Regions from separate parts of the Homo sapiens genome. Here region 1 is linked to region 2. A link is a loop called in an ENCODE intact Hi-C map of the cell type or tissue named here. Cell type or tissue: GM12878. All regions are shown on one strand. Links, peaks and the distances in the headings refer to the core of each region. The heading gives the core; the rest is flanking DNA.

Region 1 (8,000 bases), core at 1-8,000, 67 kb before region 2:
GCCAAGAACAGCGTCCACAGAGCATTAGGAACCTTCCAGGGCACCTGGCACAGCTGGCACCTTTAGAACAATGGGCATGGTTGTACCAGGCAATAGTGTGATGGGGAGGACCCTGAGGTCCAGCCAAAATGCTGAGCCTCCTCTGGAACCTCAGCAGCCACCTTAATTACTCTTCCATTTAAATGAGTAAGCAGAAAGAACTCCATGTGCTTGCGTGCGTGCGTGTGCGTCTGTGTGTGTGTGTATGTGTGTTTTAAATGAAGGGGCTGCATCCCAGAATTGCTTCTGGAAACACCTGCTGATGAGAATATTCTTTTTCTTGAACTTATGAGACCAGCCTAGGAAGGTGTTAGGGTAAGGATGATCCATTTTCTAGCCCAGAGAATGCATCTGATGTCTTTCTGCAACTTTTACCCAGATGCTGGTTATTCTCCTGAGGATCATACAAAACAAGCCTTGCCTTCCTTCCATACCGTAGGTCTTCAAGTATCTAGAAAGCAGTCATGTAGGAAAATGCTGTTCCGGGGGTGGAATGAGGACAAATAGATGGGATTTATAGGGAGAGAAGGTTCATCTCTCTGTAAGGAAGAACTGTCTACATGGCAGAGCATCTGACAGCATCATTGTGGCCTTGGGAAGTAATGGGTTCCTGTCACTTGAGTATCCAAGCCAAGATGGGAGGCTGTAGAAGAGACCAAGACATTGGAGGGTGTTTGACTGGAGGGAAGTGAAGAAGAAAAAGGTCCTCATGCTCTTTATTGCTCCTCCCTCAAGAAGAGGCAATGGTAATCCAGGGGGTAGGGCTCTGGGATGCTGAATGGGTCCATTTTGCTAATGGGAGGAACTCCTGGGCAATAAGGGGCCATGACTGGGCATGGCCCACTCTTTTCCTCTCTCAGGGTTGTAGAAGGGCTATACGCCTCCAGCTAATAAGAGAGCAGTATCTTGATTCTCATTGCTATTTTTTCTCTGTGTCTGTCTTCCTCAGGAAACTCATGAGATGATGTGGTTTTGTTTTATGGTACAGTTCAAGCCCTCCTGGGTCCCTTGGCCTAATACCACTAAAGCCTCACCACATCCCACCCCTTCTTATCAGCTCATTGAAGCAGGGCTACAAGGGCCGAGCTGCTGCCACATCTGAGTATATGCTCCTTCTGTCTTCCCCCTCTGGGCATTCTTCTTTTTTTTTTTTCTCTCTCTCTCTTTTTTTTTCTTTTATTATTATACTTTAAGTTTTAGGGTATATGTGCACATTGTGCAGGTTAGTTACATATGTATACATGTGCCATGCTGGTGCGCTGCACCCACTAACTCATCATCTAGCATTAGGTATATCTCCCAATGCTATCCCTCTCCCCTCCCCCCACCCCACAACAGTCCCCAGAGTGTGATGTTCCCCTTCCTGTGTCCATGTGATCTAAAGGACTATAAATCATGCTGCTATAAAGACACATGCACACGTATGTTTATTGCGGCATTATTCACAATAGCAAAGACTTGGAACCAACCCAAATGTCCAACAATGATAGACTGGATTAAGAAAATGTGGCACATATACACCATGGAATACTATGCAGCCATAAAAATGATGAGTTCATGTCCTTTGTAGGGACATGGTTGAAATTGGAAATCATCATTCTCAGTAAACTATTGCAAGAACAAAAAACCAAACACCACATATTCTCACTCATAGGTGGGAATTGGGCATTCTTCTTAAAATGTCACTCAGGGTTACAAAGACCAAGCATTCTTCAAAAAACTATGCTAAGGGTATAAGAGCAGCTCCTCCCTTATTAGAATTTTCTCCCTCTTACAAGTGGGATTTATCCTTAACAAGGATCTATTAGCTGTTAGCTCTTGTTACTACGTGAAATGCACTAAAATGCTATATTTCTGGAAATATTTTATAATTATACTCAACTCCACTATTATAGACCAATCATCCACTTTAAGAATTATGTAAGTGGCTGGGCATGGTGGCTCACACCTGTAATCCCAGCACTTTGGGAGGCCAAGGCAGGTAGATCACCTGAGGTCAGGAGTTCAAGACCAGCCTGGCCAACATGGTGAAACCCTGTCTCTATTTAAAAAATACAAAAATTAGCTGGGCATGGTGGTGTGCACCTGTAATCCCAGCTACTCGGGAGGCTGAGGCAGGAGAATCATTTGAACCCAGGAGGCAGAGGTTGCAGTGAGCCGAGATCATGCCACTGCACTCTAGCCTGGGTGACAAGAGTGAGACTCCCTCTTGAAAAAAAAAAAAAAAAAAAAAAGTAGTTAGGGCCAGGCACAGTGGCTCATGCCGGTAATTCCAGCACTTTGGGAGGCTGAGGCAGGCAGATCCCTTGAGCCCAAGAGTTCAAGACCAGCCTGGGCAACATAGAAGACTCCCCACGTCTCTTTTTAATTAAAAAAATACATATTTTAAAAAGTAGTTGAGCTTTTCTTAACATACAATTTTTTAAAATCAGAAAGTAGTATTGTCAAAGTACCATAAAGTTTTTCCTTTGAAGTCTGTCTGCCAGGTTCAAGTGATTCTCCTGCCTCAGCCTCCCAAGTAGCTGGGACTACAGGCGCATGTTACCATACCCGGCTAATATTTTTGTATTTTTGGTAGAAACGGGTTTTCATGTTGGCCAGGCTGGTCTCAAACCCCTGACCTCAAGGGATCTGCCCACATCAGCCTCCCAGATTTCTGAGATTACAGGCCTGAGCCACCGCATCTGGCCACCAACTACTTTTCGAATGAAAAAATCACCATTACATAAAGTAGTAAGGATTCAGAAATAAGTATTACCTAGAATAACAGCAATGAGAGTGGTACAGAAATAATACACGACAGCGCGCAGACCAATTTTTCCGGATACGTTGGAATCCAGTGCAGCAACACCTGAAGGGGAGACAGAAATCAAATTACATTAATTTTAAAAGACAGGTTTCCAGGACCCGCGATTTAATCCTCAGGTTGTGAAATAAAGAGCTGAGAGGCGTTCTCATCTACAGACAATGGGCAATAACATGCAATGGGCAAAAGCAACACTTCAAAATTCCAAACAGATTTAAGAGAGGGAAGCCCAGTCAGGTGCAAGTTCCCCTGCAGGCAGCTTCCCACAGCCTTCACCTCCAGGAGTGTCCTGCCTTCAGATCTTCCTGGAGTTGGTCAGGAAATAATCATAAGGAGTCCCTGTCCCACATTTGCACTAAGAACTTTACCAAGATTTGTATTATATCATTCAACATCCCTTGTGATAAACCTCCTTTGGAATTCAGTTATCTAGGAAAAATTTATCTCAAAGAACTGAGATCGTTTGTTGTTGTTGTTGTTTGTTTGTTTGTTTGTTTTGAGACAGAGTCTTACTCTGTCACCCAGGCTGGAGTGCAATGGTGTGATCTCGGCTCATTACAACCTCCATCTCCTGGGTTCAAGCGATTCTCCTTCCTCAGCTTCCCGAGTAGCTGGGATTACAGGTGCACACCACCACACCCAGCTAATTTTTGTATTGTTAGTAGAGATGAGGTTCCACCATGTTGGCCAGGCTTGTCTCGAACTCCTGACCTCAGGTGATCCACAACCTTGGCCTCCCAAAGTGCTGGGATTACAGGTGTGAGTCATCATGTCCTGCCTGAGATTTTTTTTTTTTTTAACACTTGAGAATCATGTAACTCATGATAGTTTTCCTTTCTGCCTTTTCTGTCAGGAAGCTTAGGCTTAACTGGAAAAAATAATGTTTATATACAATTATAAAAGTAATATATATTCATTACAACTATCTGAAAAAGGAGAAAAGGTAAAGATGACAACAAAAATCACATCATCTCATCAACCAAGTTAATATTCTGGTGATTTTCTTCTAATATTTTTCTCAATTTTTTGTAAACAGCTGGGAGAATTTTATAGTTTCTAACCCTCTCTCTTCTTCTTAATATTATAGTTGTAAGCATTTTCCCACATTGTTACAAACTCACCCTGAGGATAATTTTAATGGCTCAGTAATCTGTCATGTGGCTGTACCAGAATGTATTTAATGATCCACTTATTGCTGGATCTTTAAATGGTCCCGGGGCCACATTCACAGTAATGTCATTATCCATTCTGGTTAGTGTGTTTCCTTCCTCTTTTCATGATTTTCAAATTGCTTCTGTGTAAACAACCTTATTGTGTATAGCTTTTATTGTGAGACATCTTAAAATTTCTATTTGAAAAAGGAAAGATATTAATAAATAATTTCCCAGGGCACAGGTAATGTCAGAGACTTACGATCATATTGTTAGATCTCACTTCAAATGGTCCTTGGCTACCAGTAAGATGACTAAGTGTTGCCCAGATTTGAAAGGGCTGTCTGGAGTGTCAAGGACAGCTGGATTAGAGGTGGAAGGCAGGCATCCCGCCTTGCCAGAAACCTTTGCTCTCTATCAAAGATGCTCATATAAACGGAGTCAAAAGCCGTTCTCCAATTGGACTTGGACGTGGGGAATGGGCCAAGTTGAGAAACAACTGAATCATCTTTCGGCAAGCTGTCATTGGAGGTTTCAGACACTACCAAGCCTGATTTCCAAAATGAGGGTCATATTTTGAGTCAAAGGAGCATTATAGAAAATGATTTTGCATATTCAACACGCATGAGTTGTCCCATAACCATTTGCAAAGCCTAAGGTACAGGGTAGCAGGAAAAAGGAAGAGGTTGTCACAAGGCAACCCCAAGGGAAAGGCAGTAAACCTGTATGGCTATCAGCATGCATAGGTAACTTTTATGTTCATTTCCCACACTAAAAGGCCTATCCATTTTTTTTAAGTGACTGGGGGTTTATGCTTCTCATATATAATCATACATATTTGATGTACAGGAAGAAAATCTGCAAGGAAGTGATCACCATTATGATGACAGAACAAGTCATTTCTCACTCTAAACACACCATTTCTCTGGCTGTTGATTGCTCCTTTGGAAGTTAATATTTTGAGAGAAGGTGCTCTGGCCTCTGTAGCAGCTACCCCAGGATGTTGTTAAGGCGCCATTCATCAACCACTGAGAAAAGATTGTGCAATTGCCATATAATGGGCATACTGCAATAGTCACATTCTAGAATAATCTTGATGATAGATTCTATTCGATTTGAGAAAAATGCAGTTTGCTGTGTTGAAGAGTCTTTCTTTTCCTCCCAGTAAGACAATGAAAGATAACAATTAGGCAAGGGACAACAGCAACAACAAAAAAGTCAAGAGAGATTGAAGGCCAAAATTCAGAAACAAGTTCACTATCTCATATTTAGTTTAGGTCTCTTAAAGAAAGAGCAAATCATAATACAAATATGTAAGCTTGCTAAGTATATTATATGATTATAAAATATGTGCCTGTTTCATTTTAGAGCTTGGTATATTGTTTTGATAACTGTAATAATTATTTCTAAGATGCATAGGTTAAAAAGAAACAAAAAGAATCACCACCTTAACAGACTCCAAGTAACTCATCTGTAGCCCTAATATGGGATCTATTTTCAGATATGTCGTCCTTCTTTGGTAGATGTCCAGTTTAAGCAGATTCCAGCCCCTGAAGTGCTGACAAGTGAGAGTCACAGAGTAGTTACAGAGCTGTTCTCGGGGATGTGTTTGGTACTCTCTCAGGATTTTCTTCCAGCAGTGAAACAAATTAAATCTATGTGGATAATTGTTCCCAGCATATGTTAATATGTCTTAATTTGTCTTAATGATTTGGCCATGGGCTGGTGCCTCTGCTTGTACTCCAGGACTCAGCTGGCAATAAAAGGCTTGATAATAATGAGATCTTGGTGAAAATATCTTAAACAAATACATCCCCAAGTAGTCATCCAATTTCCCCTCTGTCCTGGAGCACAGCAACTATCTTGTAGTAACTTTCAGCACGGGTCTTTGTTTCCCATTCCTCTAATCCACCTCCATCCTACCAATTTCCCGGATATATCAGATATTTACACAAATCAACGATTATACTTCTCTACACTGTATAGTTACCTCTACCTCTGTATAGTTACCACTCTATAGTTACCCTCTACCTCTCTAGTCATCAACATGGGGGCAGAGCTGGCCCCCAAGTCCAGGCTGTTGGATGATTTATAATGCATTGTTGGGGATAAGGGTGGTGACCACCATAGAGGGAGAGAACAGATACAGGGAAACAGCCTAATCTTTGAAAACCTCTATAAATAGGAACATTACAGAACTTAATGACCATAAAATATCTGTCTGGATGGTTGTAAACACCCCATCTGCGAGTAATGTCAATAATGATGAGGATGATAATCATAATACAAATAATAATGATGACAATAAACACTATATTGACTGCATGTTAATGCATCATCTTTAATTCTCATTACAACCCAAGGAGGCGGGCATTATTACCCCCATTTTACAGAGGACAAAACTATAGCTCAGAAAGGCTAAGTACCATACGATCATAAAGCTGGTAAGGTGAGTGGTAGAGCTGGGATCTCAATCTACATTTTACCTCAAAGGCCATATTCTTAACCACTATTCCATATTGGCTCTATCCATGTGCTACAAAATTCTAGACTAGCGCTGCCCAGTAGAGCTTCCTGATGATAGAAACGTTCTGTTTTTGTGCTGTCCCCTGCAGTAGCCACAAAGTGCATATGGCTAGCAAGCACTTGGAAAGTGGCTAGTGTGACTGACAAACTGAGTTTTCATTTTAATTAATCTATTTTAATTTTTTTTTTTAATTGTAGAGATGAGGTCTCACTATGTTGCCCAGGCTGGTCTTGAACTCCTGAGCTCCAGCGATCCTCCCACCTCGGCCTCCCAAATTGCTAGGATTATTGGTGTGAGCCACCACACCTGGCCAGTTTTAATTAATCTCAATTTAAGTAGCCACACGTGGCTAATGGCTATCATATTGGACAGCCCAATCTCTCTAGACCCTACCAGTGTTTAGCATTTAGTGGGTGCTCGACAATGTCGAATGAACAAACTATAGCTTAACTCCATTATCAAATTCAGGAAAAGCTCTTTGCCTTGCAAGCATGGGCAGGGGAAAGGAAGATGCTACGCGCAAATCTCCTGGCACGTAGTTCCATCACTGCACTGATCATATGGCTGTAAGGCCTGAAGCTTATTCTTCACTGGGCCCCCAGTGCCTTAAATAAGGTGCTCTACGAATGTTTGTACTTGAAGCTTTCCACATGACAGAAAGAGCTGCATTTTTGCAAGTAATCGTCTGCTTACAAATGACCCCATTTCAAAGATCCATTTCTGGGTCCGAAACTTGGACCTCAGCAGGTAGTCCCCTTAGAAACCGCTTATACATGGTGGTTTAGTTTGGTTCCCAGGGCAGCCAACGAGAACACTTTTCAGCCATAAAAGACTCCACAGGGGAACACATGTAACATCTCAGTCTTTTTCAACCTTGTTTTATTGTTGTTGTTGTTGTGCAAAACCACCCCCCAAAGCCGTTTTCCTAATCACCACCCCTCTGAAATTCTAAAACCGCAAACTGTATATCTGGTTATATAGTAAATGATACATGTGTTTTTTTACATAAAAAGAGTAAGATTTTCTCCCCCAACTCACCACCACCAAATAAAAACAGCTTTTGCTGCCTTGGGGACGATATTGTCTTGGTGAGAACTTGTGGTCTAGCGCAATGAATGTTGACTGTGAGAATGAGAATCCAGGCATTAGACTCTTAACTGGCGTTGACGTCGAAGATCAGGCCCAACTTAGTCCCAAACAAGTAAAACCTCATTTGCCCTTTAGTTCTGAGTTTTTATTCTCAATGGACCCCCGGGTTTCTTGCTCTCAGGCCATCTTTGGTGGCTGGCGAGGTCTGAAGGACCCCCTCTCTTTACAGTTCACTATCAGAACTCGTTTCTCCTGGGAGTTGAAAGCTGTCCTATAGGGGGTGATAAATGAGAATGAACTAAGCAGGTGTGATGGCATCTGCACAGAAATCAACAGTGAGTATTTAAAATGTTTATAGTAATTGGACAGTAACTTTATTTCTGTTGAA
Region 2 (16,331 bases), core at 1-8,000:
TATTATTATTTTTCAGAGACAGGATCTTGCACTGTCACCTCAGCTGGAGTGTACAATGATGTGATCAAGCTCCCTGCAGCCTGGAACTCCTGGCCTCATGTGATCTTCCCACATCAGCCTCTTGAGTAGTTGGGGCCACAGGCACGCACCATCGTGCCTGGCTAATTTAATTTTTATTTTGCAGAGACAGGGGTCCTGCTGTGTTGCCCAGGCTGGTCTTGAACTCCTAGCCTCAAGCAGTCCTCCCACCTTCACCTCCCAAAGTGCTGGGATTACAGACATGAGTCACCATGCTCAGCTGCATTTTTATTTTTAATGATCACTTCTCTTCAGGTTCAGTCAGACTCAAGTCTCCTTAAAAAACAAAAAACAAACAAAAACAAAACAAAACAAGGCTGAGTGCAGTGGCTTGCACTTGTAATCCTAGCACTTTGGGAGGCTGAGGCAGGAGGACAGCTTGAAGCCAGGCATTCAAGACCAGCCTGGGCAACAAAACGAGACCCTGTCTCTTAAAAAAAGAAAGAAAAATACTCTCTGGATCTTAAACGTGACTTCCACTTTCTCTGAATTCTTTCACACCTAAGTGCCTCCAAATAAAAGCCCAGAAGGTCACATCCCTGTCCTTTGTATCCCCAACGCTGTTGAACTTCCTCCTCAGACCCTCTCACTCCTGCCCCCGAGCCTCTCACCCATCACTGTTCCTGTTCTTAATTTCTATCACACCACGTCCGGTTTCTCCTGTGGGCCCCTTCTCTTCCCAGACCTCCAATGTTGGGGTTGTCCAGAACTCTGTCTTTGGTCTTCTCTTCTCCCTTTTCTCCCAGGATAGGTTCATTCATTCCCAAAGCCTTAACCAGGTCCCTGACATGCTGTCTTAAGTCGACACTCCACTCCACATTTGTCTCCTGAGCACCAGACTCACTTAGCCAGGTGTTTGCTGCCTACCTTTACCCAAACACCCTTCTGGCTCCTCAAACTCAACACGTCCACCGTGGAACATGCCATGTTCTTTTCCAAGTCGGTGCCCCTTCCAGGACTCTCTGTTTTGCTGGAGATAGCCACTGCCTTCTCCCTTGGACCAAATCCAGCCAAGCCCTGCAGGTTAACCTCAAGCAGCTGTCTTTTCATTCTGTTCCACTCCTGGCTGCTCAGCTGAGGCACCCATTTCCCCTTTCCTGGACCTTGGACCTGAACCACCCTATTGCTCTGCCCCCAGCCTCACCTCCACTTCATCTCCTCCTACTCTTTCCCTCCCTCATTCTACTCCTTGATGTTTCTCACACAAACTAGGATGCTCCCCAGATACCTGTGCAACTTGTTCCTTCACCTCTCCTCCGTCTTGATTCAACTGTCACCTTCTCAGTATGGCCTCCCCTGTCACCCTGTTTAAAATTGCAACCCCCCACCTTGCCAGCCCACTCCCTGCTCTATACTACTCCAGAACACTATTCTCATCTAACATGCTCTATACAGTAGGTTACCTATGTATTCTATTTATGGTCTACCTCTCTCTACTTGAACATTAAGTCCCATGAGGACATGCTGTGTGACCCGGCTGTAGAACAATCCCTGGTGCACAGTGGGGGTCTGATACATATCTGTTAAATGAATGAATGGCTTAAGTGTTGATTATTACAGGGATATTCCTAAACACTGCTGAGCCAAGGTTCTATGCAGGTGAGGGGCTGGGCCTGGAACCAGCGTGAACCGCCGCTGGGCCCTGTCCTCAGGGGCTTCACAGACAAAGCGGGAAAGCCTATGCCACGTCTCAAATTAGCACTGCCAGATGCACGCTACATGAGCTCCAGGGTAGAGACACGAGGCTGGGCAAGGGTATTGCTAAGACCATGAAGGAGCTGTTTCTGATTTTAGATAATGGAATCAGAATCTATGCATGATTGCTTCCTTAGCGCTCCAAAGAAAACAATTTAGAATGAATAAGCTTGCCAGCTCTGTCATGTAAATGCCAATACCTATTGCTTTTTCTGAATAGCTCTAAGTTGAAATCACAGATTTTTCAAATGACAGAAGTAATGGCATAACTGGTCTGGAGAGAAAGATTAGGTATTATATTGTGAATAGGGTGAGGATATAAGAAGTGCCTTAACAACATCATATACTATATAATCATTATTGGATGACCCGCATTAGAAGGCTGGCAGAATTCTCACTCAGTAATTCTGCTTGGACAGAATTCCCACTTAGAGCATAAAACCTTCCTTCAGAATTTACATACTTAAATTATATTTATATAAATTATATATTTAAATATTATATTTAAATGAATTGAGGATTAGCCGGTGGGGCACAAAAATAAATGATTCATTCTTTCCATTTCCTCTTTAAAGAAATGAATAATACTACAGGGACAGTTATTAGCTCAGACAGAGCAGGTCATCAAAACACTTGAGTCACCCTAAATTATAGGCGGGACACTAAGCAGGACACAGAAAGAGACATACTATGAGAGAATTTATTTCATAAGAAAATATTAATTTTCTCATAATCAAATTATTCAGATTTACCTTAAAATAACAACTATTGAGTGCTGAATATATGCCAGCCACACAACTGAGTATCTTTCACACCTCTAATAACAAACGAAGTAATAAGTAATATCTCCAATTTCCAGATGAGGAAATTGAGGCTTGTAGGGAAATACACAGTTTGCCTGCATGATAGAGCTTGATAGTACCAGAATTCAAATCCCAAGGACTCTTCACTCCAGGCTCTGTGCTCATTCTACCATTCTATGGAAGCAGAGAATAAGCCTATAAGAATTGTAATGAAAGCCGTGAAAGTGTTTCTAGTGGTATTTTAGCAGAGGATTTTCCTGTGAAAATCCAAGATACTATTTTCAGGACCATGTAGGGTGTCGCAGAAATTTAAAAAGATGGTCACCTAACTATTGAATCCCTTCATCTTGTGAACAAGAATTTGAGAAATGTTTAGTTCTTAGCATTTCCTTGTCCATGAAAAGAGTGAACTTCCACACCTAATAAAGATGACCCTTATTACATTTCCCCTCATGTGCTGTATCTTGAAAAATCAGGCTTTAAGCTGGCTCATAAAAATCTTTGCCTCTTATTTCTATAATCAAATATTTCAAAGTATTAGGGCTACTGAATTATAGTAGTGACTGAACATTTCATTGCATTATTATTTCTTTAAATTATTTTTTTTAGAAATAGAGATGAGATCAGGCTGGTCTCAAACTCCTGAACTCACTCATTCCTCCTACCTTGGCCTTCCAAAGTCCTAGGATTACAAGTCTGAGCCACTGCACCTGGTCAGGGACCAAACATTTGAACGGCTATAATCAGAAGAAGATGTTTTGTCATGATAGTTAATAAATTTCACAGTTTTTTTTCTTCTTTAAGTTCCACATGCTGAAAAGTCCAAAAGGGAGGCTGCATTAGAGCTCTTGCGATTTTTCTGGATCAGTTAAGGCAGTTATAAAATAAGCTCTTACTATCATTATCTAGCAAGGGTTTATGAATAGACTCAGTGCCACTGTTATAAGTCACTGGAATTTCACTGTCAATTAAACAAATCAGCCCTTACAGACTACACAAACAAGTATGAGTTTCCACTCAGGCCCAGTACTCTGAAGAAAAAGGACAAGAAAAGGACCCCTGTTAATGGGCATATCGGGGGTGGTCTAGGTTTGAGACTTCTCAGACCAGAAGCAGGACTGCCCTTTGTTGCCATCTGAAGGAACAAATATCTAGGAAGATTTCAGCTGGGCACTTGATTTTTAAGTGGTGACTTTCCTTTCTGGAGAAAAGTACTCAAACTAAGCTCTTGGGGCTCACAGACATTAAAATTGGAGGAAAGTGCCCATCTGAGACCAAAGGCCATGTCTGCAAAATGAGCATGTACTTCTTCTTATTCACGCAACTGATTCCAAAGGCCAGGGAACAATTGCTTAAAACCTTCTCCAAACCAGTCTCCAGTGAATCGCATGCTGACGAGTGGTGTGCAACACTTGGGTAGCAAGTGAGTATCTCTGGAGAGCCCCATGCTGAAAAGGCAGGATAACTCCACTTCCACAGGGAATCAGGAGGGAGACTCAAGCCAATGTTTATCCTGCAAAGTCTTTTTTTTTTTTCTTTTTAGACAAGGTCTCATTCTTGTTGCCCAGGCTGGAGTGCAGAGTCACGATCACGGCTCACTGCAGCCTCGACCTCCCTGGGCTCAGGTGATCCTCCCACCTCAGTCTCCTGAGTAGCTAGGACTACAGATGTGCACCACCACGCTAATTTTTGTACTTTTTTGTAGAGATGGCATTTTGCCATGTTGCCCAGGCTGGTCTCCAACTCCTGGGCTCAAGCAATCCTCCTTCCTTGGCCTCCCAAAATATTGGGATTATAGGTGTGAGTCACCGTGCCTGGCCCTCTAAAAGTCCTTTTCCTTTTTTTTTTTTTTTTTTTGGTGGATTCTTGCTCTGTCACCCAGGCGGGAGTGCAGTGGCACAATCTTGGCTGACTTCAACCTCTGCCTTCTGGGTTCAAGCAATTCTCCTGCCTCAGCCTCCCGAGTAACTGGGGTTATAGGCATGAGCCACCTTGCCCTGGCATCTCTCAGTCTTCAAAAAGAGATTTAACAATTAATCCTCGACTCTTATCACTAGGAAAACAAACAAGGCCATCTCTTCTCTTTGGCCTAAAGGAAATCAAGTCGTTCTTTGTAGCGTATGCTATTTAAATATGGTAGAGTAGGATAAACTTTCCCTTAAAAATGTTCAAAACCGAAAAAAAAAAGTTCCAAAACCACTTGGCACTTCTTGGGGGAAATAGTCAAGATTTGCTTCTGTACTTCTCTCCTTTCCTCCTACAAATAGCCTCTGCTAGGGCCATTCCAGGATGTTATTTATTTACTAGAAACCTGACTTTCCTTTCCCCAAGGTTCTGGAGAATCCAATCTGACCCCAAGAATCCCATTAACTTCCAAAGGCCATTTCCATGCCCTATCCCCACCCTGAGGGGAGGGGGCGGTTCGGAGGAGAAGCAAGCAACACCATATATTCTGAGATTTAGGAGCAGCAGTTGGAGAGGAAGGTACCTGAGGTTGGGAGGAAACAAGCTGTCCCCACTTGCCTTTTCAGCAAACACAGCTGCAGTTTCCAAGGGGAAGGTGGAGCCTGCCGAGGAATCCACATTCCTCAGAGGGTGCAACAGCCCTCACCTGCTGAGGAGCTATCACTGGGAAGGCGACAGATATGGCGCTAATCCCAAGGAAGTGCATCCCCGGGCCGGAGCTAGAAACACACAACCTTGGTAAAAAATCAGAATCTAAATAGGAATAACTCATACCTCTGAGCAATGGCTCAGACATCCACCTGGTCCAGTGATCTGTGAGGGGTGGATCACTTAAATACACCCTTGTTTAAAAACAGGCAAGGATGGCTTAAACATTATCTTAAATACAAAAACAACGTGGAGAGCAAGGAAGGCAGGAGAAGAGACGGCTGAGTTCTCTTAGCTCTCTTCCCCGGTGACCTCCCGCGGGCCACAGTGGCACATCCCAGAATTCAGGCACGAATCTGGCAGCTTTTCAGAGCCCGGGTGCAGGCAGTCGGCGCTCGCCGCGTGGGAAGGCACCTTTCCACGCACTGCCCAGGATGAGCGGCGACAGCGTTCTCAGCCTCCCTCCCCTAAGGGTCCGGCCCATCCCGGAGGCCAGGGTGCCTCTTCCAATTCGACTGAGAACTGTAATCCACACTCAATCTCTGCCCGCGCAGCGAGGCTGGGGGTGTGGGGTGAGGAAGGTGGCGGTGATAGGGGGAGATACGGTGCGGGATTAACAAAGAAAAAAATCGAACCCTGTTTTCAAACGAGCAGAACCAAGAGCTACTTGCTTCCCTTTCTACCCCCAAGCCCCTTTGATCATTTTGGGTAGAGCAGGAACCAGCAGCTCAAGGAGCACTCAAATGGGAGTCCCAGAGGAGCTTTGTTCTTGGTGTGCAGTAATTAGAGCGCTTGGGGGAAAGCCCCCGCAGGGGGCCCGAGGCTAAGGCCGAGGGGGCATCGAGGGACCCTGCATGGAGTGCGCCAGCGCCAAGCCCACCCTCAGCCGCACGCGGCCTGGGCGCAGAGAGCGCGTGAGGGTGCGCGCATCGCCCACCCGCCGCGCCGCTCACCTAGCACCACCGCGGCCACGGTGGACAGCAACACCCAGTTATTCTTCAGGAAGCGCTTCCACTCGCATCCTTTCCTCGCCGGTTTCCCCATGGCTGTCGCCGCTATTGTGCGCTGGGCTCGGCCGTGCGCGCGTGGGCTGGGCGACCCGGGGACTGCTGGCTGCTCGGCGGCGCGGCGAGATGCGGGTGCACAGGGGAGAGGTGAGAGCCGGCCGCTGCAGTCGCCGCCGTCACCACCGCCGTTGCCGCCGCCACCCGGGATCGCGCACCGCGCCCGCCGCCCTGCCAGCCCGGTAGTTTTGCGTGGCAGGCGCGCCCGGCTCCTCCTGCTGCCGCCGCGCTCTGCGGCGCCTGGGCCAACCAGCGAGGAAGGAGGGAGGAGCGGCAGGCCCGGGAAGGAGGGTGGGTGCGTGCGTGGGACGCCCGGGGTCCCTAGGGAGCAGGCGTGGTAGGGCGCCCAGCGCTGCGGCAGGAGCTGGGGCGGCCTCTCCGGGAACCCTGAGTCCCGCCCCACAGCCTTCCACTGGAGTCTGTCTCGCTTTCCACGCCTCACTCATGCTAGGGCTTTGGGTTAAGGGTTTTCTTCTGTCCCTAACCCAGAGAGGCGGAGCCACTGCCCTCCTGGGCGCGGACTTCATCCTGCACGTCTCCCTCTCCGTTCTCCACACCAGCTATTTCCAGCGCCGGCACCTGCAGAACGGGTGCCCTTTCAAGTCGGGGGAAGCTGATCCTGCCTTGGGTCCCTCTTGCTCGGCTACTCAGGCTGGGATGTGCCAGCAGCCGCGAAAGCCTGAAGCTTCTGGGAGGAGAGAAAGGAGTCCTGGGGCAGAACATGGCTTTGGAAACTTTCACGCGGAGCCTCCAGTGCCCCCACAGGGATTATTCTCCTCTTCGAGTCGCTGGAGGTGATTTGTCTGTGGACACTGGGCTTGGGAGTGTTCCCTGCACAAGGAGATGGTGATTTCTCTTAGAACTTTACTTCTGCTCCTTGGGACTTGCTCTGTGACCACAGGCCCTGGAGCATGGAGGCTTGGGGCAGTGATTAGAACTGAGAACCGGACCCGGGAGCCGCTCTGGGGAGAAAGTGGGCGGTCCATCCCCTAAGGTCCAACGGATTGGAAAGGCAAACACAGGAGAAACTAGGTTAGTGGTGCCAAATATATTTGGTGTTGCTAAGTGAATTTCTGATGCTCTTCCATTTTTCTACCCAATTTTTTCACTCTCACGTATACAATCTCTTTCCCTCCCTTTACCAAATCAGTACCTCCGCAGCTGTAAGCGGTCTTCTTATCAGCGTTCCTAAAGTTAAGTGAGCCTGGAACCCTTTTTGCTATTGTAGAATCTACTCTGATTGTGGGTAGGGAGAATTTCCCCTACTAGATTTTCTGATGACTAAATCCCCACAATTAGAGCTTCATCCCTTTGGTGTAAATTGATACAAGCATCTTTTAAGCGATAATAGATTAAGATTTACAACCCTGTAGACTTTAGTATGAATGAGTTTATCAGCTCTTTATAGAAAGTAAACTTTGAGAGAAAGAAGGTTAGAGGGATTTTAAGGTCGTTGGGTGTCCGAGGAAGATCTGAAGAAATGTCAGAAGGGGACCCGGGTGCGGTGGCTCTTGCCTGTAATCTCAGGACTTTGGGAGTCCGAGGCGAGCGGATCACGAGGTCAGGAGATTGAGACCATCCTGGCTAACACAGTGAAACCCCGTCTCTGCTAAAAATACAAAAAAATTAGCCGGGCGTGGTGGCACGTGCCTGTAGTCGCAGCTACTTGGGAGGCTGAGGGAGGAGAATCGCTTGAACCTGGAAGGTGGAGATTGCAGTAAGCTGAGATCAAGCCACTGCGCTCCAGCCTAGGCGACAGAGCGAGACTGTCAAAAAAAAAGAAAAAAGAAAGAAAGAAGGAAGGAAATGTCAGAAGGGAAACTATCAAGAAAGGGAGAATAGTCCCGGGCGCGATGGCTCACACCTGTAATTCCAGCAATTTGGGAGGCCAAGGCAGGCGGATCACTTGAGGTCAAGAGTTCGAGACCAGCCTGGCCAACATGGGGAAATCCCGTCTACCAAAAATACAAAAATTAGCCGGGTTTAGGGCCATGCACCTGTAATCCCAGCTATTCGGGAGGCTGAGACAGGAGAATCACTTGAACCCAGGAGGTGGAGGTTGCGGTGAGCCGAGATCACGCTGCAGCACTCCTGCCTGGGCGACCGGAGGGAAACCCTGTCTCATAAAAAAAAAAGAGAGAGAGCGTGCGCGAGAGAACAGATTTGTCCCACAGTAAAAAAACAGCTGGAAAAAACGCAAATGTCCAACATAAATGGAATGGTAAATATATTATGGAACTGCCAAGCAACAGTACCTTATGCAGCCTACATAAAGGAAGTTTATGAAGTTTTTAACAGCATGGGATGGCACATGTTATAAATCTATATTTATAAATATAAAGGGAAGAAAGAAATACTAAAATTGCATGTACAATTTGATCACATGTGTGTAAAATAAACATATTGGCCAGGTGCAGTGGCTCACACCCGTAATCCCAGCACTTTGGGAAGCCGAGATGGTAGGACTGCTTAAGCCCAGGAGTTTAGGACCAGCCTGGACAACATAATTAGACCACTGTCTCTACAAAAACTAAACCGACCAACCAACCAACAAACAGACGAAATAAAACCATGTGCTTAGAAAAAAAGACCAGAAGAAATATGCCAAAATTTTAACAATGGTCATCTTTGCCTTCTATCTTTTATATTTCCAAAGTGTCTACCATAGAGCTGGGCGTGTTGGCTCACAATTATATTCCCAGCAGTTTGGGAGGCTGAGGCAGAAGGATCACTTGAGGCTAGGAGTTTGAGACCAACCTGGGCAACTTAGTGAAATCTTGATTCTACAAAACTTAATAATAATAATAATCTGGCCATGATGGCACATGCCTGTAGTCTCTGCTACTTGGGAGGCTGAGGCAAGAGGATAGTTTGAGCCCGGGAGTTCGAGGTTGCAGGGAGCTATAATTGTACCACTGTACTCCAGCCTGGGTGACAGAGCGAGACTCTATCTATTTAAAAAAAAAAAAAAGTGTTGACCATAAGCATACCCATGCTCATTACAGTTGTAGATAGGGCAGTATTTACAAAATAAACATTCCTGAGGGGAGAAAAAAGTGGAAGCATCTGAGGAACTATGTGTACATCACAACTTTCTGGGTTGTAATAAGACAATTACACTAGGGTTCTCGGGGTAAAGTATTTAGGCTTAAATCCCAGCACCACCACTTATCAGCTTGGTGACCTTGGGCACCTGGCTTAAATTTTTTATGTCTCAGTTTCTTCATCTGTAAAATGGGGGCATTAATTATCTTTACCTCATGGAGGTATTTTAATAATTTAATACAATAATCTGTGTGAAAGGCTTAGAACACTCCCTGGCACAAAACAAATATCACCACCAATTTTACTTGGAGTCAACCTGGACAGGCATCTCTTAACACCATCTTTTAACACCTGCCTGTCATTAACACACTCTGAACCCCTTCAGACCCACGAGAACTCTTGCTCATTGATCATCAGGAATTGCCCATCTCTACTAAAAATACAAAAATTAGCCAGGCGTGGTGGCGGGTGCCTGTAATCCCAGCTACTCGAGAGGCTGAGGCAGGAGAATCGCTTGAACCCAGTAGGTGGAGAATATGACAAAAGAAATATGTCAAAATTTTAACAATGGTCTTCTTTGCCTTCTACTTTTTGCATTTCCAAAGTGTCTACCATAGAGCCGGGAGTGTCGACTCACACCTATATTCCCAGCACTTTGGGAGGCTGAGGCAGAAGTATCACTTGAAGCCAGGAGTTTGAGACCAACCTGGGCAACTTAGTGAAATCTTGGCTCTACAAAACTTAAAAAAATAAATAAATAACCTGGGCATGATGGCACATGCCTGTAGTCCTCACTACTTGGGAGGCTGAGGCAAGAGGATGGCTTGAGCCCAGGAGTTTGAGGTTGCAGGGAGCTATGATTGCACCACTGCACTCCAGCCTGGGTGACAAGAGGCCTTACATCACCCATTGCACTTTCACACTGGGAGGACCAAGGCCCTTGGTCCCCTGAAGGTTTGCTTCAAAATCACTGACAGGCAGATTTATTAATAGGAGAAAAGGCATACCAATGTATTGAACGTATACACACGGGAGACTTCAAAATGAAGACCTAGCCTCCCAATGAGGTCCAGAAGTTTATATACTATCTGGAGGTTACAGAAAGAATGGGGGCTTGAATCCTGGTAAAACAGGTTTTGGGAGGTGAAGAGAAGAGGAATTGCTGAGGGGATTACTAGGGAGAATGAATGGATCTCTGAACAGAGATTAATGTGTGAATAGTTCTCTTTGATAGTGAAAGTGTTCAGGTGTGGTTACATTCTTGGTCTTACAGGGAGGGGAAGAACAAGCAATTACTTTCTTTGATGGGTCTGAATCTTACGCAGATAAAGGAACTTCCACTTCTTTGTGGGAGACGGTGGCAGGGGAAGTCAGAGAGACCTTGAGGTTTCTCCATGTCAACATGTCAAAATGCCATATTTTGGGGTATTGGATTCTGAGCCCAACAACACCTAAAGCTCCTATAGTGCATACTTGTTTTATGTTCATTTAAATTATGCATTGAAAATAGTACAATATAAAAGATTTTAAAAATTTCAATATATACAAACATTTTGAAATAATAAAAATCTCCCCGACTAAAAGCAAAAGTCGGGCCAGGTGCGGCGGCTCACGCCTGTAATCCCACCTCTTTGGGAGGCCAAGGGGGGTGGATTCCTGAGGTCAGGAGTTTGAGACCAGCCTGGCCAACATAGTGAAACGCCATCTCTGCTAAAAATACAAAAAATTAGCTGGGCATGGTGGCAGGAACCTATAATTCCAGCTACTTGGGAGGCTGAGGCAGGAGAATTGCTTGAATCTGGGGAGGCGGAGGTCGCAGTGAGCTGAGATTGCGACATTGCACTCCAGCCTGGGCAACAAGAGCGAACAAAACTCCGTCTCAAAAAAAAAAAAAAGCAGAGGCAGGAGTCTCAAAAGTAGATCACTGGTAGTGCAATCCCCTGATGGGTTCTTGCCTGCCGCACAGGTAGAGCTGATTCACTGAAACACTGGTATTGTTGTAAAGATGGAGCTTAATTAATGCAAAGCTAGTCACATGGGGAGACAGGAAGTTATTACTCAAATCAGCCTCCCTGGAAATTTGGAGGCTGGAGTTTTTAAGAATAACTTGGTAGTCAGGATTTAGGGAACAGATGCTGCTGGTTGGATGAAGATGAAATCACAGGGGTGTGGAAAGTGGTCCTTATGCAGAGTCGGTCTCTGGGGTGGGGCTACAGGACTGGTTGATTTGTGGATCTGAGTGTAGTCAGCCAGTCCTCAGAAATCCAAGTCTGAAAAACATCTCAGAAGACCAACCTTAGGGCTGAGCGCGGTGGCTCACGTCTGTAATCCCAGCACTTTGGGAGGCCGAGGAGGATGGATTACTTGAGGTCAGGAGTTTAAGAACAGCCTGGCCAACATGGTGAAACCCTGTCTCTACTAAAAATACAAAAATTAGCTGGGCATGGTCGTGAGTGCCTGTAATCCCAGCTACTCGGGAGCCTGAGGCAGGAGAATCGCTTGAACCCAGGAGGTAGAAGTTGCAGTGAGCCGAGATGGCTCCACTGCACTCCAGCCTGGTCGACGGGAGTGAAACCCTGTCCCCCCACCACCCCCACCCCCCCAAAAAAAGGAAAAAGAAAACCAATCTTAGGTTCTACAATAATGATGATGTTATCTACAGGAGTAAATTGGAGAAGTTACAAATCTTGTGTCCTCTGGACCGATGGTTGGTTATAATTTATGCCTACAACTTAGCAGAATTCAGGCTCCCTTCATAATCCTAATCTTGTGTCTTTTCATTGGTTCTACAAAGACGATTCCTGACCTCCAATGAGGAAGGGATAGTTTTGGGAAGGGCTATTACTATCTTTACTTTAAGGTTAAACTATAACTTCCTCCTAAAGTTAGTTTGGCCTACACTGGGCACAGTGGCTCACGCCTATAATCCCAGCACTTTGGGAGGCCAAGGTGGGTGGATCACCTGAGGTCGGGAGTTCGAGCCTAGCCTGGCCAACATGGTGAAACCTGTCCCTACTAAAAATACAAAAATTAGCCAGGTGTGGTGGCAGGGCCTGTAATCCCAGCTACCCGGGAGGCTGAGGCAAGATAATTGCTTGAACTCGAGAGGCAGAGGTTAAGGTGAGCTGAGACTGAGCCACTGCACTGCAGCCTAGGCAGCAGAGCAAGACTCTGTCTCAAAAAAAAAAAAAAAAAAAAAAAAAAAAAAAATTAGCCTGGCATGGTAGCACACACCTGTGGTCCCAGCTACTCGGGAGGCTGAGGCAGGATAATCGCTTGAACTTGGGAGGCAGAGGTTGCAGTGAGTCTTGACCATGCCACTGCACTCTAGCCTGGGCGACAGAGCGAGACTCCGTCTCAAAAAAATAAAAAAAATAAAAAAAAAAAGTTAGTTTGGCTTATGCCCAGGAATGAACAAGGATAGCTTAGAGGTTAGAAGCCAAGTAGAGTCAGCTATGTCAGATTTCTCTTACTGTTATAATTTTGCAAAGGCAATTTCAGCGGGCCAAGTGGATTTTAAACTATATTTATACTATTGCTACATAGAAGTTCCATTTTAGCTGGTAATAACAACAACAACAACAAAAGCAAACACAAAGCACTTATATACCAGGCGCTCTTCTAAGCACTTGGCCCAAACTAATTCACTTGGTCCTCTCAGTATCTCAGTGAGGTGAGGATTATTGTTTCTTCATGAGGCTGCTGGAAGAATCAAATGAGATATGATGGCTTATCATCATTATCTTACAGCTGAGGAAACTGAAGCACAAAAAGATTCAGCTCCTTGTGTAAGTTTTCCCTGTCAGTAACAGGAGGAGAAAGGGTTGAGCCAGATGGTCTGGCTCTAGAATTTGTGCACTTAACCAACACCTCTTTTTTTTTTTTTTTTTTCCCAAGACGAAGTCTCACTCGTGTTGCCCAGGCTGAAGCGCAGTGGCATGATATCGGCTCACTGCATCCTCCGCCTCCCAGGTTCAAGTGATTCTCCTGCCTCAGCCTCTTGAGTAGTTGGGATTACAGGCGTGCACCACCACACCCAGCTAATTTTTTTGAATTTTTAGTAGAGATGGGGTTTCACCATGTTGGTCAGGCTGGTCTCAAACTCCTGACCTCGTGATCTGCCCACCTTGGCCTCCCAAAGTGCTGAGATTACAGGCGTGAGCCACCGCACCCAGCCACCAACACCTCTTATGTAAGGAACAAATATAGAGTTGTTACAAAAAAAACTAGCCGAGTTACATGTTGTATTTTGTGCAAGGTCTTTAAGAGTCCATTCACCTGTGTCCAGCAGACACTTTGGTCTCTAATGTGCTGTGCTCCATTGGGCACTAAATACATTTCACGCGGCAGTGGTTGAACTCCTGAATCCTCTGTAACTGCTGCTTGCAACCAATTTACGGCATTTCTCTGCCTAAAGCAAGATATAGTATATGAAGCATCACTTTGGGGGGATGTCTAGTGATACTAATCTTTAACTTCGATTCTTTTTTACTTTATTGTCCTCTAATAGTCATGGACACAAATGATCTCAAATTGAACAAAAGTTGAGAGGCATTTCCCTTGCAAGCTCTACTTGAAAGAACTTGGCCACTCAGCTCCTGGAAGAAAAAGTTCTTTCTCCAAGCCAAATTGAAAGACTTGTTAGAATGTTTTTTTCCTTCCAATAAATGTTAGCTTCTCTCTTTTTTTCCCTAAGTCCTTCAAATTCCACCATCCAAATAAACCTTTGGCTAGTTTTTATTAATTACATTTTGCTAGTATGCTGTTGCTGCTTTTTAAAGACTTAAGTGATTCTGGTATTTCCTTTGTTGTTATTTTTTTCCCTTTTTAAAAAATAGTTGACTCATGGCCTCTCCTGTTAGTTACTAAAGGAAGGAGACTTTGACTTTGCCACAAAAAGTTACATCAACAGACCATATATTAATTAGGATACAAATGAAAAGGGCATTCAGAAACAAAAAGTAAGACATCAGCTTCTGAGTATCTCTAGAAATAGTTGCCTGGTTGTATTCTATCATCATAAAACATTTATGGTTGATTGCTTTGTCCTCATGCGGTGGCAAGTGAGGAGGAGGTCATGGAGTACCAGAGTCTCCTTCAGCATCTCAGCTGCATGGATTTTCGTGACCCATGGGTGGGGAGAAAGATGGTGTCAGCGCAGCTAGACACACTTTTTAACAGTCTCTTCATCTTCCAATCTCAGTCTAGATAGAACTTATCTTGGAACTATAAATTGAAGAAGAAAAGAACTGTAACTCATTAAACTTTCACGACAATTCTCCAAGTAATATTTTATAAAGATACTATGGCTGGAAAGAACTTATCTATTAGTTATATGACCTTGAACTCTTGGCTTCAATAGAACTTTACCTCATGGGCTTTATTGCTCACTCTGACAAATTGAAGAAAAATTCCATTTCATTTTAGGATATGAAAGAAAAGTTCTCTGTCTGCCTCACACAAGCTGTATGTCCTTGACCAAGTAATTTAAACTTTCTGAAACTCAATTTTCTTATCTGAAGATACCATTTAAATTAATAAATGCAAATAGTCAATACATATTAAAACATGAAAAAATCTTCAATCTCACTAGAACTAAATACAAGTTTAAACCAATATTTACCAGCTAGGTAAAGATATTTTGACATACGTTTTTTAAAATTTACAATTGCAAAATTTATACTTTTAACATTATAAATTGTAAACTTAGAGAAGGTATGGAGAAATGGGTAGTGTCACACCCTGCGGGTAGACCCAGACAATGCTGTGACTTTTCTGAGGACAGTTAGGCAATTAGTAACATCAGTCATAAGTGCATGTATTCTCTAACTCAAACACTCTACCTCTAGAAACTTATAACGAAAAAAATACCCAAAGATGTGCACAAGGGCTCTTCACCCCAGCTCAGCTGGAAACAACTTAACTGTCTAGTAAAGTGAACTGGCTAAAGATTAAGTGTGTAAAAGTACACTAGATAATGAGACATCATTTAGAGATTGAAAAGCATATTTTAGCTTTGACCTGAATTACATGGGAATTACATGGGGAAATGAATTACACTGGAAAACGGTACACACACACACACACACACACACACACTTATGTTTTTAATTAATTAATTAATTAATTAATTTTTTGATGGGGTCTTGCTCTGTTGCCCAGGCTGGAGTGTAATGGTGCGAGGCTCACTGCAACATACACCTCCCAGGTTCAAGCGATTCCCCTGAGTCAGCCTCCTGAGTAGCTGGGATTACAGGCACACACCACCATACCCGGCTAATTTTTATATTTTTAGTAGAGACAGGGTTTCACCATGTTGGCCAGGCTGGTCTTGAACTCCTGACCCCAGGTGATCCGCCTGCCTCGGCCTCCCAAAGTACTGGGATTACAGGCATGAGCCACCACATCTGGCCTAGTTATGTTTTTAAATGCAAAAGTAAGTTATAAAACAGTAGATAGGGCTGGGTGAGGTGGCTTATGCCTGTAATCCCAGCACTTTGGGAGGCCCACTTGGGAGGATCAGTTGAGCCCAGGAGTTTGAGACCAGACTGAGCAACATGGAAAAACCCTGTCTCTACAAAAAATACAAAAAATTAGCCAGGTGTGGTGGTGCTTGCCCATGGCCCCAGCTACTCTGGAGGCTGAGGTGGGAGGACCACTTGAACCCCCGAGGTCCGGACCTCCAGTAAGCTGAGATCAAGCTACTGTACTCTAGCCTCAGCAACAGAGCAATACCTGTCTCAGAAAAAAAACCAGTAGGTGGGTTTTTTTTTTTTTTTCAATGAAGGTGTAGTAATTTATTACTTGTATACTTGAAAATATAAAATTTACAATATGCATTCTACAATTCCAATTAAATGTATGTGTGTGTTAAGGGTAATATTAAAATTATTAATGTGCTTTTTTTTCTTTTTGCCTTCCTGAGCACATGCTTTTTGCCCCGGTAGGCCAAGGCGTTCGTATGCTGAGGATATTATGATTTGTTACAGAGGAATTTTGAAAATGTGGTAACGTTCCACTTCTGTATGATATA

What was found. Hi-C counts contacts between places; a loop is a spot of excess contacts. Peaks named below come from ENCODE experiments on the same cell type or tissue, not always from the same donor. Only the 100,000 strongest peaks of a DNase experiment are listed, where the experiment ranks them.
Region 1: a loop joins it to region 2, with 4 times the contacts of the local background. A loop is called at or near these places in 24 of 110 quality-filtered maps.

The regions. Positions count from the first base shown.
Region 1 is chr9:4,556,339-4,564,338 of GRCh38, reverse strand. It overlaps SLC1A1 (solute carrier family 1 member 1), which reads right to left. Exons shown (of 12, transcript NM_004170.6): 3 at 2,798-2,890. Among named protein-coding and RNA genes, the nearest start is that of SLC1A1, 70 kb to the right of the region's middle. In GM12878, for the core only: no CTCF peak of the experiment used is centred there; a DNase peak (open chromatin) is centred at 4,608; H3K27ac peaks cover 2,014 bases.
Region 2 is chr9:4,480,582-4,496,912 of GRCh38, reverse strand. It overlaps SLC1A1 (solute carrier family 1 member 1), which reads right to left and starts at 6,445. Exons shown (of 12, transcript NM_004170.6): 1 at 6,143-6,445. The coding sequence starts at 6,233. It also overlaps a transcript of GLIS3 not described here. RefSeq lists silencers at 6,218-6,647, 10,093-10,182 and an enhancer at 6,798-6,847. In GM12878, for the core only: no CTCF peak of the experiment used is centred there; a DNase peak (open chromatin) is centred at 6,632; H3K4me3 peaks cover 6,114 bases; H3K27ac peaks cover 4,509 bases.